2 separate regions of the Homo sapiens genome follow, and region 2 is linked to region 1. Evidence: read pairs that join two places in POLR2A ChIA-PET (ENCODE). Cell type or tissue: Panc1. All regions are shown on one strand. Region 1 holds the start of LOC124901305 (a long non-coding RNA gene). Region 2 has its middle 28 kb from the start of BAK1.

Region 1 (8,000 bases):
TACAATGGGGCGATCTTAGTTCACTGCAACCTCAGCCTCCTGGGTTCAAGCGATTCTTCTGCCTCAGCCTCCCGAGTAGCTGGGATTACAGGCATGTGCCTCCACACCCAGCTAATTTTGTATTTTTAGTAGAGACTGGGTTTCTCCATGTTGGTCAGGCTGGTCTCAAACTCCCGACCTCAGATGATCCGCCTGCCTCGGCCTCCCAAAGTGTTGGGATTACAGCCGCGAGCCACTGTGCCTGGCGAAGATCTCTTATGAGTACCCAGAGAGGTAGCCCCAGACCCACAGAAAGTAAACTGGGGGAGTGCAGGTGAACTGGGTCTTGGAGCTGAGCTTTCAACATTTGTCAAAGTGCCTCTGCCCACCCATGGCTCAGCCTTGGAGCCTATTTGGAGCTCTCAGGGCCTCTGGACCTGGATCACCCAGGGCTGGGTAATCATAGTGAGTAGGAGATGCTGCCTCTTACCCATGGGATTCTCTGTCTACCTGCCAGCCTGACCTGCTTCCCTGGAGGTCAGGACCCAAGAAGTATGGGGGTGAATATAGACGAAGCCCCAGGTCTCCAGGCTCAGGATCCCTAGGTCGGAAACCTCAGAGGCATAGCTCTCAGGAAGGGTGTCTGTCTCATGTTCCATCACCAACTTGTTGGGTGGTTTCTGTTTTGTTTTGTTTGAAATGGGGTCTTTGTCACCCAGGCTGGAATGCAGTAGTGTGATCTGGGTTCACTGCAGCCTTAATCTCCCAGGCTCAAGCAATCCTTACAACTCAGCCGCCCGAGTAGCTGGGACTACAGGCGTGTGCTACCGCATCTGGCTAGTTTTTGTATTTTTTATAGAGATGGGGTCTCCCCTTGCTGCCCAAGCTAATCTAAAACTCCTGGGCTCAAGTGATCCTCCCTCCTCTGCCTCCCAAAGTGCTGGGATTACAGGCATGAGCCGCCGTGCCTGGCCGTTGCTGGATGCTTTGAACAAGGCCCTGCCTTCTCAGAGTGAGTTTCCGTCAGCCTGCATTATCCTCTATGGTGCTCTGGCTGTACCTGAGAATCACCTGGGGATTAAAAAAAAAATTTCAGCTCCCAAGTCCCATGCCAGACCAACTGAATCACCATCTCTAGGGCTAAGGTCTGGGTGTTAGATTTTTAAAAAGTTCTCCAGGTGGTTTTAATGAGTACCTGGGGCCGGGATCCCTGATCTGGGGGCCCTCCCAGGCTGACAGGCTGTGAGGAAGCCTGCCTGCTAGGTCTACCTGCCCCTCAGCCCAGAAGGCCCATCTCTTTGCCCTCATCAGACTTCATAATGTCATTCAACAAACATTTATTAGGCATCTACCATGTGCTAGGCAAGGCACTGTTTTAGGCACTGCAGAATCAGTGGTACCCAAGGCACAGGTCCAGCTTGTTCCGTTCTGTGCAGTGGGGCCCTTTGAGCCTTAAGTCTGAGACACATGTAATTCCAGGAGCAGGGGACTGCCTTTCCCTCGCTGATAGCATTCCCTGGGTGGATTTCAGACCTGTCTTGGCTTTCTTTCTTTTATTTTTTTGGAGAGAGTTTTGCTCTTGTTTTCCAGGCTGGAGTACAATGGCACAATCTCAGCTCACCACAACCTTCGCCTCCCAGGTTCAAGCGATTCTCCTGCCTCAGCCTCCCGAGTAGCTGGGATTACAGGCATGTGCCACCACGCCCGGCTAATTTTTTTGTATTTTTAGTAGAGATGGGGTTTCTCCATGTTGGTCAAGCTGGTCTTGAACTGCTGACCTCAGGTGATCTGCCTGCCTCGGCTTCCCAAAGTGCTGGGATTACAGGCATGAGCCACTGTACCCGGCTTGGCTTTCATTTAATTGTGATTTCATTGGAAGAAGATGTTAGACTTCTGTTCTGTACCTCAAGGCAGATTCTTGGTCTTAGCCTAATCCATGCAACTCATTTTTTGAAAATATATATATTTTTTCAGATTAAAAAAAAATATACATTCCATGGAGAAAATGTGAAAAACTCAAAAAAATGATCTGTAATACCACTATGGCTTACATGAACATTCCCTATGACCTTCTAGCCTTTTATATTCATAAATGAACATTTACAAACAATATCAAACTGCACGTATGGCTTTGTACCCTGTCCTTTTTTGCATATATATAGTGAGCTGTATTTTCCCATGCCAACACACCATTGTTATGGCTGCACAGCCATGGTATGCTGTACCTTAATTTATTTAAGCAACTCTAGTATTCAACATTCAGGCTCTTTGTAAATTTTTGCTGTTAAGAACAATTTGCCCTGAACATCCTAGTGCATGCATGCCTGAACACTTGTCTAGTTATAGTTATCCTCTCAGGTAATACGTTCCCAGAAATGGAGATCAAAGACAAGGTACACCTTTAACTCTTAGGCTGTCTAACTTTTTGTGTTTCTGTGGTGGTGGAGGGGTATAGGAACAGAACTTGGTGCCACAGAGGGTCAGACATGATTCATGTCATGTGTGAGTGTTGCACTAGCATGTGGGGAGTAAGACCAGCCTCTGCCCTCAAGGTTAGGTACTAGGCACTTCCCAGGCAGTGCGAGGATGTGATGGAGAAGGGATGAAGTGGAGAGGGGGTGGCGCGGGGTTGGCTCAGCCTAGAACCAGTGCCACACATCCACCTTGAGACTCCAGGGTCTCAGGCTGCATCCAACTGCTCGGCCTGAATCCTGCCGGCCTGAAAGAATCCTGCTGGAGCCACTTGATTACACTCTGCCCTGCCCTACATTCCTGACCCCATATCCCCTCCCTAGCTTGGCCCACTGGGGCGGTGGCTTGGGTTGGGGGTGGGGACACATGCTGAGTTTTAGGGTGGGGCCACACCAGCTTTCTGTTTTCAGCTTAGGGGGAGGTTTCTGGGTTTGGATGACCTCTGCACACATGCCTGGAGTCCCTGCATGTCCACCCCCAGCCCTGCTCTCTAGACTTCACCCCATGTGGGGCTGGGACACCCCTCTCTGGGAGTGAGGGCTGTGTGAGTGGAAGGGAAGAAACCTGGGGTGGGGGAAGGAGGAAAGCAGAACGCAGATCTCTACTAAGTTCATCACAGGCCTCTGAATGTGAGCTCTGAGCCCCCTGGGTATGTCAGGCTGGTCATGCGAAAGGTGCCAGTGACACCCAGCATTTGTACCTGCAGTCACAATTCCCTGCAGTCAGGACACCTGGCTTGGAGAGCTTGGGGTCACGCAGCAGGGGACTGAGAAGAGAAGTTTGTAGGGCCTTTCAGGCTAGGGACTGTGAGAGAAATCGTGGGTGCAGAAATGAGGCTGGGCGTTCACAACACAGTGAGTCCAGGGTGTGGGCTGGGGATGGAACTGGGTGGAGCCACATGCCACATTACAGAGGGATTTCCACTTGGGGAGACAGTCAGGAGAGACTCATTGCAGAGGCTTCAGTGAGGGAGTAAAATGGCCAGAGTGCTATGTTTTTTTGGTCAGCAGGTGGGCAGAGCCGGAAGGGGCTGTCAACACAAATCTCAGTCCAGGAGCAGCTGCAGGTGCTTGAGGCAGACACCTGTGCATATTTGGTTAGCAAATTGCTCTCCCCATCGCTCAGCCAGCCAGCCCGCCAGCCAGCCAGCCATTAGCCCTTCCTGCACAGTGCAGGAGAGCCCTCTTCTCCAGTATGAGTCTAGAAATAGATGATGGGGGTGATATAGGTAATGGGAGGGAAAATTAAGTCTGTGTCTCAAAGATGATGATGATGATGGCAGTGGGTAGACTTTACAGATCACTTACATTGGGTGGCCCTGGCCTTTACCTATGCTCTCACAGCCTGAGGCATAAATACAATTCAGGAAAAGTAGTGGGAAGCATTTAGAACACCAATTTGCTTACCACCTAGACTTAATCATTGTTTACAGTGGTCACATTTGATATTTGTATTTTTTGCTGAAGTATTTTATGATAAATTACATACATTGCATCTTTTTCACCTCTAAATATTTTATTATACATCCCTATGTAACTACAGTGTTGTGATCACACCAATTAATAGTTTCCTAATAGCATTCAGGGCCCAATCCATAGTCAGATGTGCCCATTGTCCTCAGTGGTGTGATCAGAGTTCACTGTAACCTCGAACTCCTGAGCTCAAGCAATCCTCCTGTCTTGGCCTCCCAAAGTGCTGGGATTACAGCCACTGGGCCCAGGTTGTCTGTGTTTGACCGACCATTGGTTTCTTTTTTTTTTTTTTTGAGATGGAGTTTCCCTCTTGTAGCCCAGGCTAGAGTGCAATGGTGCAATCTCGGCTCACTGCAGCCTCTGCCTCCCGGGTTCGAGTGATTCTCCTGCCTCAGCCTCCAGAGTAGCTGGGATTACCAGTGCCAGCCACCACGCCCAGCTAATTTTTGTATTTTTAGTAGAGACGGGTTTCACCATGTTGGGCAGGCTGGTCTTGAACTCCTAACCTCAGGTGATCTGCCCGCCTCAGCCTCCCAAAGTGTTGGGATTACAGGCGTGAGCCACCACGCCGGGCCTGACCATTGGTTTCTTTAAATCAGGATCCTAGGCCAGGCGCAGTGGCTCATGCCTGTAATCCCAGCTCTTTGGGAGGCTGAGGCAGGCGGATCACGAGGTCAAGAGATCAAGACCATCCTGGCCAACGTGGTGAAACTCCGTCTCTACTAAAAATACAAGAATTAGCTGGGCATCGTGGCACATGCCTGTGGTCCCAGCTACTCGGGAGGCTGAGGCAGGAGAATCACTTGAACCCGGGAGGTGGGGGTTGCAGTGAGCTGAGATCGTGCCACTGCACTCCAGCCTGGCAACAGAGTGAGACTCCGTCAAAAAAAAAGAAAAACCATCGAGATCCTGTCAAGGTACTCGTGTTACATTTTCTTATGCCTCTTCAGTTTCCTTTAATCTAAAACAGCGCCCCGCCCTCATCTCCTTTTCCACCATGAACACTGAGTTTCTGGCAAGGCGGGGTTGTGGTGTAGGCTGCTTCACTTTCTGGATTGATTTGTCAGGGCTGCCTTTGTTGCTTTGTTTCCCAGAGAGCTCTGCGGAGGTTTGGAGCCAGGGCGAGTTGGCCTGAGGGTCTGCCCTGCTGAGGGTCCTACAGCCTCAGTTACTCTGTCAAGTGAGAAAGACTGAGAGAGTCCAGTTCTGGGTTATGGAGAGTGGGAGACAAGCCTGGGGCTGGCAGGCCAAATATATGAGGCAAGGGCTGGCTGGCGGCCCATGGTTGCACCTTTTCTCCCTCTCTTCCCAGCTTTCCCTTTGGTCTCCTGCTCCCTGTCTTTCTTCTCCTTGGCCTTACAGATATGTCCTCCCATGCACCCAGCACCGCTGTAGAGACCCCAGGACTTGTCAGACAGCCCGCCTGACCCTGACAGCCAGAAACCCAGGCCTGTGGCAGAGGCAGGGTGGCACACTGGCCCCGACCTTTATTTCTACTGGGCCAAGTTTAGTTGTTCTTGCTATCTCCATTCTTCCTGGAGAGACTATTTGGGTTCTCTGCGTGTGCGGCTTATTGTCCTTTCTAGACTTTAAGCTTTCTGAAGGCTTTAGCTGTACTTGTTTTAAAATTCTATATATTCCATATACTGTCTGGCCCCCCGTTGGTTGGCACAGGGTGGATTCTTGGTAAAGATATGTAGAGGTAAAGGAAATGGTTGCTTTTGCAGGGATGCAGGAGTTAATTTCTTTTCTCTGATGAGCCAGGAGCCCCAACCAGTGAATCTGGGTTTCTCTCTTAACATTCCGCCTAGTAGGTGTGACTTTGGCTATCTGGAGAAAGGGCCCCCCAGGCTTCCCACCCACCACCAGCCCATCCCAGTGTTCTGACAGTGCCTGCTGTTGGAGTGGCCTCCTTGGGGCTGGCCTGCATCTGTGGAGTGGTGGCCAGTTGTAGGGTCTAGCCCTACGGGGCTTAGTGGGTGTTCTCCCCATGTGCGGAGATGAGAGATTGTAATAAATAAAAGCACAAGACAAAGAGATAAAGAAAAAACACCTGGGCCGGGGTGACCACTACCATCAAGACGCGGAGACCAGTAGTGGCCCTGAACGGCTGGGGTCACTGATATTTATTGCATACAAGACAAGGGGGCAGGGTAAGGAGGGTGAATCTTCTAAGTGATTGACAAGGTGAAGCAAGTCATGTGATTACAGGATAGGCGGCCCTTCCCTTTTAGGTAGCCGAAGCAGAGAGGGAAGGCAGCATATGTCAGCGTTTTCTTCTCTGCACTTGTAAGAAAGATCGAAGACTTTAAGACTTTCACTATTTCTTCTACCGCTATCTACTGCGCTCTTCAAAGAGGAACCAGGAGTACGGGAGGAGCATGAAAGTGGACAAGGAGTGGGACCATTGAAGCACAGCACCACAGGGAAGGGTTTAAGCCTCCGGATGACTGCGCGCAGGCCTGGATAATATCCAGCCTTCCACAAGAAGCTGGTGGAGCAGAGTGTTCCCCAACTCTTCCAAGGAAAGGAGACTCCCTTTCGCGGTCTGCTAATTAACGGGTGCATTCCCAGACACTGGCGTTACCACTTGACCAAGGAGCCCTCAAGCGGCCCTTATGTGGGCGTGACAGAGGGCTCACCTCTTGCCTTCCAGGTCACTTCTCACAATGTCCCTTCAGCACCTGACCCTATACCCACCGGTTATTCCTAGGTTATATTAGTAATGCAACAAAGAGTAATATTAAAAGCTAAAGATTAATAGTGATTGCTAATTGTCCATGATCATCTCTATATCTAATTTGTATTATGACTATTCTTATTCTATTTTTTTTATTATACTGAAACAGTTTGTGCCTTCAGTCTCTTGCCTTGGCACCTGGGTAATCCTCCACCCACAGCCAGTGTCTGGGGCTGGGAGCCAGAAGACCTGGGATCTGGAACTTGCTGTTCCATTAACTTGTGTGACCTGGGCGGGTCAGTTTCTCCTCCATGCCCCAGGGACAGTTTTCTCATCCACAGCTGAATGGGGGTGGGGGGAGGGTTGTTCAGGGTCCCTCGGGGATTTCCCCAGTCTGTCATTCCCCCAGTCTGTCATTCCCCCTCCCATGGTGCTCTGATGGTGGCCAAGGTGGTAGGTTTTGAGTCAGGCTCCTTGATAGTCACCTGCCCCACTTCTATCTAGCTCCCTTCCTCCTCCTTATCTAATCTTTCCAGACAGCACTGACCCACCCTGCTACCTTTCCCATGGCGCCCACCTGGATCTCAAAGTCCACGCAGGGTGGAATGGGGCAGAATGGGATGCAGCTGTCTTCCTCTCCTACCTCAGATCAAGGTCTTGGGGTGTAGACCCCGTGGGCATTTCAGGGACTGTGCCCTCCTGCAACCCTAGAACAAGCTGTCAACCAGCTCCTCTCCAGAGGGCCCAGAACAGCCCTGCCTGCCCACAGGCCTCCAGCCAGGACCCTTTCCCTGTAGCCCCATCCTCCTGCTCCCTCTGCTGTTCAGACTGGTCTTGTGCCTCCCAGTGGATGGAAGGCGCACTGCAGGGACTGTTGTCCTCTGGGCTCCTGAGCCTCTGCTGGGCTGGTCCTGGAGGGGAGAAGGGGACACACAGGTGTAGACAGGGCTCCTGTCCTCGGCACTCAGCGTGGTCGCAGGAGATCCCAGAGGGTGGGGACCACACCCAGCACATAGTAGGCTCGTGGTGAGGTCTGTCGAGTAGATGGAGGCCTGGGTTGTGTCTGTGCCATTCTCTGACCAGCTGTGTGGCTCAGGGGTTCCATCCACTCTGTGGGCCTCACTCTGGACTGTGGTAAGAACACAATGAGATACTGGATGTAAAAACGATTGATAAACTATAGAGTCGCGCGATGGAGGGGCAGTTTTTTTGTGATCTTGGCTGGGGTACCACCGGCCTCTAGGTGAGGGGCGATGCCGGTGGTGGGCGTAGCGGGGCGTGGGCAGGGAACCACACGGGAGCCTCAGCTTGGCCTTGAGATGGCAGGAGTGGGATGGGGCGTCATCCTAGTAGAGGCTGGACAGTGAGAGATCGGTGGGCTGGTAAAGGGTGGGAAC
Region 2 (8,000 bases), 77 kb before region 1:
CAGGAGGCGGAGGTTGCAGTGAGCCGAGATTGCACCACTGCACTCCAGCCTGGGTGACAAGTGAGTGAGACTCCGTCTCAAAAAAAAAAAAAAAGTTTTTCTCCTAGTGACCACAAAAATACTGACAATGGGTAGTTAAAGCTGAATCTGTTTCCTGCTTTCATTTTTAGATGATATCCTGAGAATCTCTTTTCTATCACATTCATATCAGGGGTGGAGTTAACCCCCACCCCGTCCTTTCATCCTTTCTCCAACAATAGGGAGACTTCTCTTTGAACTACAAAGTATGAGGGGCTGGCAAACTGTAGGTAGGAGTCTTCTACCTTAATGTCCCCCCAATTTTAATCTAATTAAATCATTTCAATACAAGAGTAGAGTGACAAAAAAGAGCTAAAAAATCATTTCATCTATTTGAGGAAGTTGGAGAAATAAGCTCTCTCAGGGGTCAGGCTATACTCTGAGGTGTGGAAAACAATATAGTCCTGCTGGGCACGTCCTTCTTGTGTGTCTAGGATGACCTGAAGGACAGTGGCGGTGAGCGGCCACCCTGGAAGCCTACAGTCAGTCCCAGGGCTGGGCTCCTGCTGTGCAGACAACCCACAGAGACTCCAGGTGTGAGAAAAGCAAGCAACATAGTCATGCACCCCATTACCGTTTTGGTCAATGACAGAAGGTGGTCTCATAAGATTATAATGTGGTATTTTTACTGTACCTTTTCCATGTTTAGATACACAAATACCTACCATGGTATTATTATATTCAGTATTTATTTTTATTTATTTATTTTCAAGACGGAATCTCCCTCTGTCACCCAGGCTGGAGTGCAGTGGCGCGATCTCAGCTCACTGCAGCCTCTGCCTCCCGGGTTCAAGGGATTCTCCTGCCTCAAGCCTCCCAAATAGTTGGGACTAAAGATGTGCGCCACCAGGCCTGGTTAATTTATGAGCCTCTATAGAGACGCCTCTTCCTATGTTGTAAGTCCTTCCTGTGGTCTTGAACTCCAGGGCTCAAGCAACACCTCCCGCCTTGGCCTCCCAAAGTCTTGGGATTAAATGCGTGAGCCACTGCACCTAGTGAGAATTATGGAGTAAGGACTTTCCTGTGACTCACAGCCTCTGACTGGAGGACTTACCTGCAGTTTCTTACCAGCTGTGGGCTCTTCCCCATTCTTCCTCCCGCACGTTGTAGGATGTGTCAAACTAGACCTCTTAGCTTGTTATCTTAGTAAGCAGTCTTATTTTTGTGTCAGACAAAAGGCTTAGAATTTGCCTGTGCCAGGTCGGGCGTGATAGCTCAAGCCTGTAATCCCAGCACTTTGGGAGTCCAAGGCGGGTAGATCACTTAAGATCAGGCATTCGAGACAAGCCTGGCCAACATGGCAAAACCTTGACTCTACTAAAAATACAAAAATTAGTTGGGTGTCATGGTACATGCCAGCTACTCAGGAGGCTGGGGCAGGAGAATTGCTGGAGCCCGGAAGGCAGAGGTTGCAGTAAGCTGAGAGTGCGCCATTGCACTCCAGCCTGGAGGCTGGAGTGACAGAGCAAGACTCTGTCTCAAAAAAAAAAAAAAAAAAAAAGAGAGAGAGAAAGATAATTTGCCTGTGCCTCTGTGCCCCTTATTGGTATGGCAAGCCCTCTGTTGGCCAGAGCACTGGTGGTTAGAGCTGTTCCTGAACCCCCTATTACCTGGGAGAGCCTTGAGGTCCTAGTGGTAAGATATTATTTCTACTTCTATACTCATGTCTGATTCTTTTTTTTTTTTTCAGACAGATCTTGCTGTGTTGCCCCAGCTGGAATGCAGTGGCTCTTCTCAGGTATCCCAGGTATGATCACAGTACATTACAGCCTTGAACTCCTAGGCCCGAGCAGAGTCCTCCTGGCTCAGCCTCCTGAGCAGCTGGGACAACCTCATGACTGATTCTTATCTGTTAAAAGAGGGCAGTTCTGAGGGATCTCAGCTACAGTTGTGTGTTGCTTAATGATGGGGATACATTCTCAGAAACGCATTGTTTTATTTTATTTATTTATTTATTTTTAGATGGACTCTTGCTCTGTTGCCCAGGCTGGAGTGCAGTGTCTTGATCTCGGCTCATTGTGACCTCCGCCTCCTGGGTTCAAGCGATTCTCCTGCTTCAGCCTCCCAAGTAGCTGGGATTACAGGTGTGCGCCACCACGCCTGGCTAATTTTTGTATTTTTAGTAGAAACGGGATTTTGTCATGTTGGCCAGGCTGGTCTCGAACTCCTGACCTCAGTTGATCCACCCACCTCTGCCTCCCAAAGTGCTGGGATTACAGGTGTGAGCCACTGCTCCCAGCCCCGAGAAATGCAGTGTTAAGCAAATCAGTTGTCCTACCAACATTATGGAGTACACTTATACAAACCTAGCTAGTATAGTCTACTACACACCTAGACTATTATGGTAAACCTGTTGCTCCAAGGCTACAAACCTGTATAGCATGTGACTACTAAATACTGAATATAGGCGGGGCACGGTGGCTCACGCTTGTAATCCCAGCACTTTGGGAAGCCAAGGCAGGTGGATCATCTGAGATCAGGAGTTTGAGACCAGCCTGGCCAACATGGTGAAACCCGTCTCTACTAAAAATACAAATAATAATAATAATACAAAAAATTAGCTGGGTGTGGTGGCACACACCTGGAATCCCAGCTACTGGGGAGGTTGAGGCACGATAGTCGCTTGAACTCAGCAGGTGGAGGTTGCAGTGAGTTGAGATCAAGCGACTTCCTCTAGCCTGGGCAACAGAGGGAGACTCTGTCTCAAAAAAAAAAAAAAAAAAAAAAAAAAAAAAGCTGGGCATGGTGGCTCATGCCTGTAATCCCAACACTTTGGGAGGCCGAGGCAGGTGAATCACGAGGTCGGGAGTTTGAGACCAGCCTAGCCAACACGGTGAAACCCTGTCTCTGCTAAAAATACAAACATTAGCTGGGCGTGGTGGCGGGCGCCTGTAATCCCAGCTGCTCGGAAAGCTGAGACAGGAGAATGGCTTGAACCCGGGAGGCGGAGGCAGAGGTTGCAGTGAGCTGAGATCGTGCCGCTGTACTCCAGACTCCAGCCGGGGCGACAGTGAGAGACTCTGTCTTAAAAAAAAAAAAACAAAAACAGAAAGAAAGAAAGCTTAGAGCTAATTTTATAGGGCAAGGAAGGATACATGATGTTAGAATGTGCATTTTTTTTTCCATTCTGTTAATCTTCCCCCTCCCACTTTGCTATCTTTGTTTTCCCCTTGCCTTATCTTTCTTGTTTTGTTTTAAAGGTATTGCAAACAGCATAAATCCTTTTAGAGACAAATTTGCACAACCATTTCCCTAGTGTTTTTCCTTACTATCCTAATCTTTGGTTAATTGAGATTTTGCCAGGAATTAACATCTTTTAGCATCAAATACTTTTGTTTGTGTGTGTGTGGTTTTTTCTTTTTGTTTTGAGAAGAGTCTCTCTCTGCTGCCCAGGCAGGAATGCAGTGGTGCAATCACAGCTCTGTGCAGCCTCGACTGCCAGGCTGAAGCAATCCTCCTACCTCAGCCTCCCAAGTAACTGGGACCACGGGTTCATGCCACCAGCCTGGCTAATTTTTTAAAAATTCTGATAGAGACTGGGTCTCACTATATTGCTCAGGCTGATCCTGAATTCCTGGGCTCAAGCAATCCACCAGCCCTTGGCCTTCCAAAGTTCTGGAATTGGCCGAATGTGGTGGCTCATGCCTGTAATACTAGTACTTTGGGAGACGGAGGTGGGAGGATTGAGTCCAGGGGTTCAAGACCAGCATGGGCAACGTGGCGAAAACCCTTCTCTACAACAACAAATTAGCCGGGCGTGGTGGTGCACACGTATAGTCCCAGCTACTCGGGAGGCTAAGATTGAGAGGTCAAGGCTGCAGTGAGCCAAGATCGCACCACTACACTGCAGCCTGGGTGACAGAGTGAGACCCTGTCTCAAAAAAAAAAAAAGTGCTGGGATTGCAGGTGTGAGCTACTGCATCTGGCCTAAAGTATTTTTTTTATTTCGATTTTACTATTATATAAGCCAAATTTCTAAATACTGGACCAAGAGAAAGACCATTGAAAGAGTAAGCATTGAAGCTTGTGGGTGCTGTGGAATATAGAGGTGATAACCAAAAAGAGCAAGACCAAAACTCCATCTCAAAAAAAAAAAAAAAAAAAAAAAAAGATGCATGAGCAAGCACAGTCAGCAAATTTATTTACTTTATTTCATGCCAGGTACTTGCTAAGCCCTTCATTGGATCCTACCCTCAAACTACTCTGACAAAATGTGTATGTATGTATTTGTTTATTTTAGACAGAGTCTCGCTTTGTCGCCCAGGCTGGAGTGCAGTGGCTCGATCTCAGCTCACTGCAACCTCCGCCTCCCGGGTTCAAGCGATTCTCCTGCCTCAGCCTCCTGAGTAGCTGGGACTACAGGCGTGTGCCACTATTCCTGGCTAATTTTTGTATTTTTAATAGAGATGTGGTTTCACCATGTTGCCCAGGCTGGTCTCGAACTCCTGACCTCAAGAGATCCACCCACCTTGAGCTCCCAAAGTGCTGGGATTACAGGCCTGAGCCACTGCGCCCGGCCAAAATGTGTATTCTTACAAAAGTTAAGGCCTGGAAGGTGGCTCAGCCCTATAATCTCAGCACTTTGGGAGGCGGAGGTGGGAGAATCTTTTGAGCCCAGGAGTTCAAGATCAGCCCTGGCAACAGAGTGAGACCTCATCTCCAAAAAAATTGAAAAAAATTAGCTGGGCATGATGGCACTCGCCTGTAATCCCAGCTACCTGGAAGGCTGAGGCAGGAGAATTGCTTAAATCCGGGAGGCAGAGATGGCAGTGAGCCAAAATTGCAGCATTGCACTCCAGCCTGGGTGACACAGCCAGACTCTGTCTCAAAAAAAAAAAAAAAAAGAGAGACAGTGTCTTACTCTGTCACCCAGGCTGGAGTACAGTGGCACAATCACAGCTCACTGCAGCCTCAACCTCCTGGGCTCAAGCCTTCCCCCCACCTCAACCTGAGGAGTAGTTGGGACTGCAGTCGCGCACCACACATGCCTGGCTAATTTTTGTATTTTCTGTAGAGACAGAGTTTCATGATGTTACCTAGGCTGATCTCGAACTCCTGAGCTCCACTGATCCTCCCACCTCAGCCTCCCAAAGTGCTGGGATTACAGGCTTGCACCACTGCCCCTAGCCTAAATTAATCTTCAATTAATGTTGTAAGCTTAAAAACAGATCTTCTTATGTTTTTAAGTTTAACTTCCATATCCTGATATTCTATTTAGAAATCTTGCAGGTTTTGGATAAAAGTAAGAGTAATAACTTGTTCTTTGATTAATACACAATTAGCCCATGGGCTTGACATATTTAATTTGCTTGAACATTACTCATAGCATTTACAAACTTAGTTAATTAAATTCTCTTAAATATTTAAACTACATTTACAAATTTAATATACTTGATTTTTTTCCCAACCACTTCCAATTCCTCAGGGTAGATTTACAAGTCAAACAAGAAGGAAGTATTCAGCATGTAAATAATTCTCATAAACCTAATAATTCAGACTCTTAAATGTGGCAAGTCAAGTTATCTTGAAGATTCCAGCCCGGGGATAGTGGCTCATGCTTGTAATCCCAGCACTTTGGGAGGCCCAGGCAGGCAGATGACGAGGTCAAGAAATCGAGACCATCCTGGCCAACATGGTGAAACCCTGTCTCTACTAAAAATACAAAAATTAGCTGGGCGTGGTGGTGCGCACCTGTAGTCCCAGCTACTCGAGAGGCTGAAGCAGGAGAATCACTTGAACCCAGGAGGCAGAGATTGCAGTGAGCTGAGATCACGCCACTGCACACCAGCCTGCGACAGAGCAAGACTCCGTCTCAAAAAAACAAAACAAACCAAACACACACACAGAATATCTCAGTCTTCCAAAATCTCTTTTCTAACCTTTACATTAAAAAAGTAACATTATGGGCCGGGCACGGTGGCTAATGCCTGTAATCCCAACACTTTGGGAGGCCAAGGCGGGTGGATCACGAGGTCACAAGTTTAAGACCAGCCTGGCCAAGATGGTGAAACCCCATCTCTACTAAAAATAAAAAAATTAGCTGGGCGCAATGGCAGGCACCTGTAATCCCAGCTACTCGGGAGGCTGAGGCAGGAGAATCGCTCGAACCCGGTAAGCAGAGGTTGCAGTGAGCCGAGACCTCGCCATTGCACTCGAGCCTGGGCAACAAAGCGAGACTCTGTCTCAAAAGAAAAAAAAAAGTAACATTATGCTGGGCTCAGGGCTGTGTGCCTGTAGTCCCAGCTTAAAAAAAAGAAAAAAATCTTGTGTTTTTTTTTATTTGATCATTTCTATTTTCCTTCCCAAAGTAATAAAGTACTTTTAGTTCATATTTTTCTTGCCATAATTCTACAATGGTCTTATTGATTTGCCCCTACAACTAAAAAGAAGTCTGATAATTACCTAAATGAATTTTAAAGTTACCTTTTTTCTTTCCTTAGAGACAGGGTCTCCTTTTGCTGCCTAGGCTGGAGCGCTGTGACAGGATCATAGCTCACTGTAACCTTGAACTCCTGGGCTGAAGGGGTTCCTCCCACCTCAGCCTCCCAAGTAGCTAGTACTACAGGCGTGCACCATCATGCTCGGCTAAGTAAAAAAAAATTTTTTTGTAAAGATGGGGTCTCACTGTGTTGCCAAGGCTGGTCTCAAACTCCCAGCCTAAAGGGATCCTCCTACCTCGGCCTCCCAAAGTGCTGGGATTATAGGTGTGATCCACTGACCTCAGCCTAGTTTACATTTAGAAATTTACATTTCTAAAAAAAAAAAAAAATCTCAGAGTCTCTTCTTAGAAAGTGGGAGAAGGGGCCAGGCGTGGTGTCTCATGCCTGTAATCCCAGCACTTTGGGAGGTCAAGGCGGGCAATTCACCTGAGGTCAGGTGTTCGAGACCAGCTTGGTCCAACATGGTGAAACCCCGTCTCTACTAAAAATACAAAAATTAGCCGGGCATAGTGGCATGCACCTGTAATCCCAGCTCTTCAGGAGGCTGAAGCAAGATAATTGCTTGAACCTGGGAGGCAGATGTTGCAGTGAGCCAAGATAGTGTCACTGCACTCCAGCCTGGGCAACAGAGCAAGACTCCATCTCAAAAAAAAAAAAAAGAAAGTGGGAGAAGGGAGGCGTTTTTTGTTTTTGTTTTTGTTTTTAAGTAGTGCAGTGTCACAGTCTCAGCTCACTGCAACCTCTGCCTCCTGGGTTCAAGCGATTCTTTCTCCTGCCTCAGCCTCCAGAGTAGCTGGGATTACAGGCGTCTGCCACCACACCCAGCTAATTTTTGTGTATTTAGTAGAGATGGGGTTTCTCCATGTTGACCAGGCTGGTCTCAAATTCCTGACCTCAAGTGATCCACCCATCTTGACCTCCCAAAGTGCTGGGATTACAGGCGTGAGCCGCTGCGCCCAGCTGGGAAGGGAGGCATATCTGAGAGGGAGTATCGTGAAAAGGAAGAAAAATGTCTTCAAAAAGACACCCTCTCCTTGCTCTTGTTTTGCTCTTGTTGCCCAGGCTGGAGTGCAATGGTGCGATCTCGGCTCAGCGCAACCTCCGCCTCCCGGGTTCAAGCAATTCTCCTGCCTCAGCCTCCCAAATAGCTGGGATTACAGGCATGTGCCACCACGCCCTGCTAATTTTGTATTTTTAGTAGAGATGGGGTTTCTCCACGTTGGTCATGCTGGTCTTGAACTCCCGACCTCAGGTGATTTGCCTGCCTTGACCTCTTAAAGTGCTGGGATTACAGGCCACCATGCCAGTCCTGTTTCCTGTTTTCAAAAATAGAAATAGTATGTACAACTGTCTCTTTTGTTTAAAGGATATGTTAAGGAGTATAAGAAAAACTTAAATAATCATTTATTTACGCAGATTTTATTTATTTATTTATGTTTTTGAAATATAGCCTCAGCCAGGTGCGGTGGCTTACACCTGTAA

Evidence for each region. ChIA-PET counts read pairs that join two places held together with the same protein. Peaks named below come from ENCODE experiments on the same cell type or tissue, not always from the same donor. Only the 100,000 strongest peaks of a DNase experiment are listed, where the experiment ranks them.
Region 2: POLR2A ChIA-PET joins it to region 1 with 17 read pairs; 6 of 35 experiments call an interaction of 5 or more read pairs at or near these places.

The regions. Positions count from the first base shown.
Region 1 is chr6:33,625,282-33,633,281 of GRCh38, forward strand. All of the region lies in intron 1 of ITPR3 (inositol 1,4,5-trisphosphate receptor type 3), which reads left to right. It overlaps ITPR3-AS1 (ITPR3 antisense RNA 1), which reads right to left. Exons shown (of 2, transcript NR_134628.1): 2 at 5,963-7,732. LOC124901305 (a long non-coding RNA gene) reads left to right here and starts at 4,757. Exons shown (of 2, transcript XR_007059550.1): 1 at 4,757-5,103; 2 at 6,158-6,690. RefSeq lists a silencer at 3,327-3,376 and an enhancer at 3,969-4,845. In Panc1, a CTCF peak has its summit at 7,453 (motif pointing left); no DNase peak of the experiment used is centred here; H3K4me3 peaks cover 622 bases; H3K27ac peaks cover 535 bases.
Region 2 is chr6:33,548,239-33,556,238 of GRCh38, forward strand. No RefSeq gene overlaps it. Among named protein-coding and RNA genes, the nearest start is that of BAK1, 28 kb to the right of the region's middle. In Panc1, no CTCF peak of the experiment used is centred here; no DNase peak of the experiment used is centred here.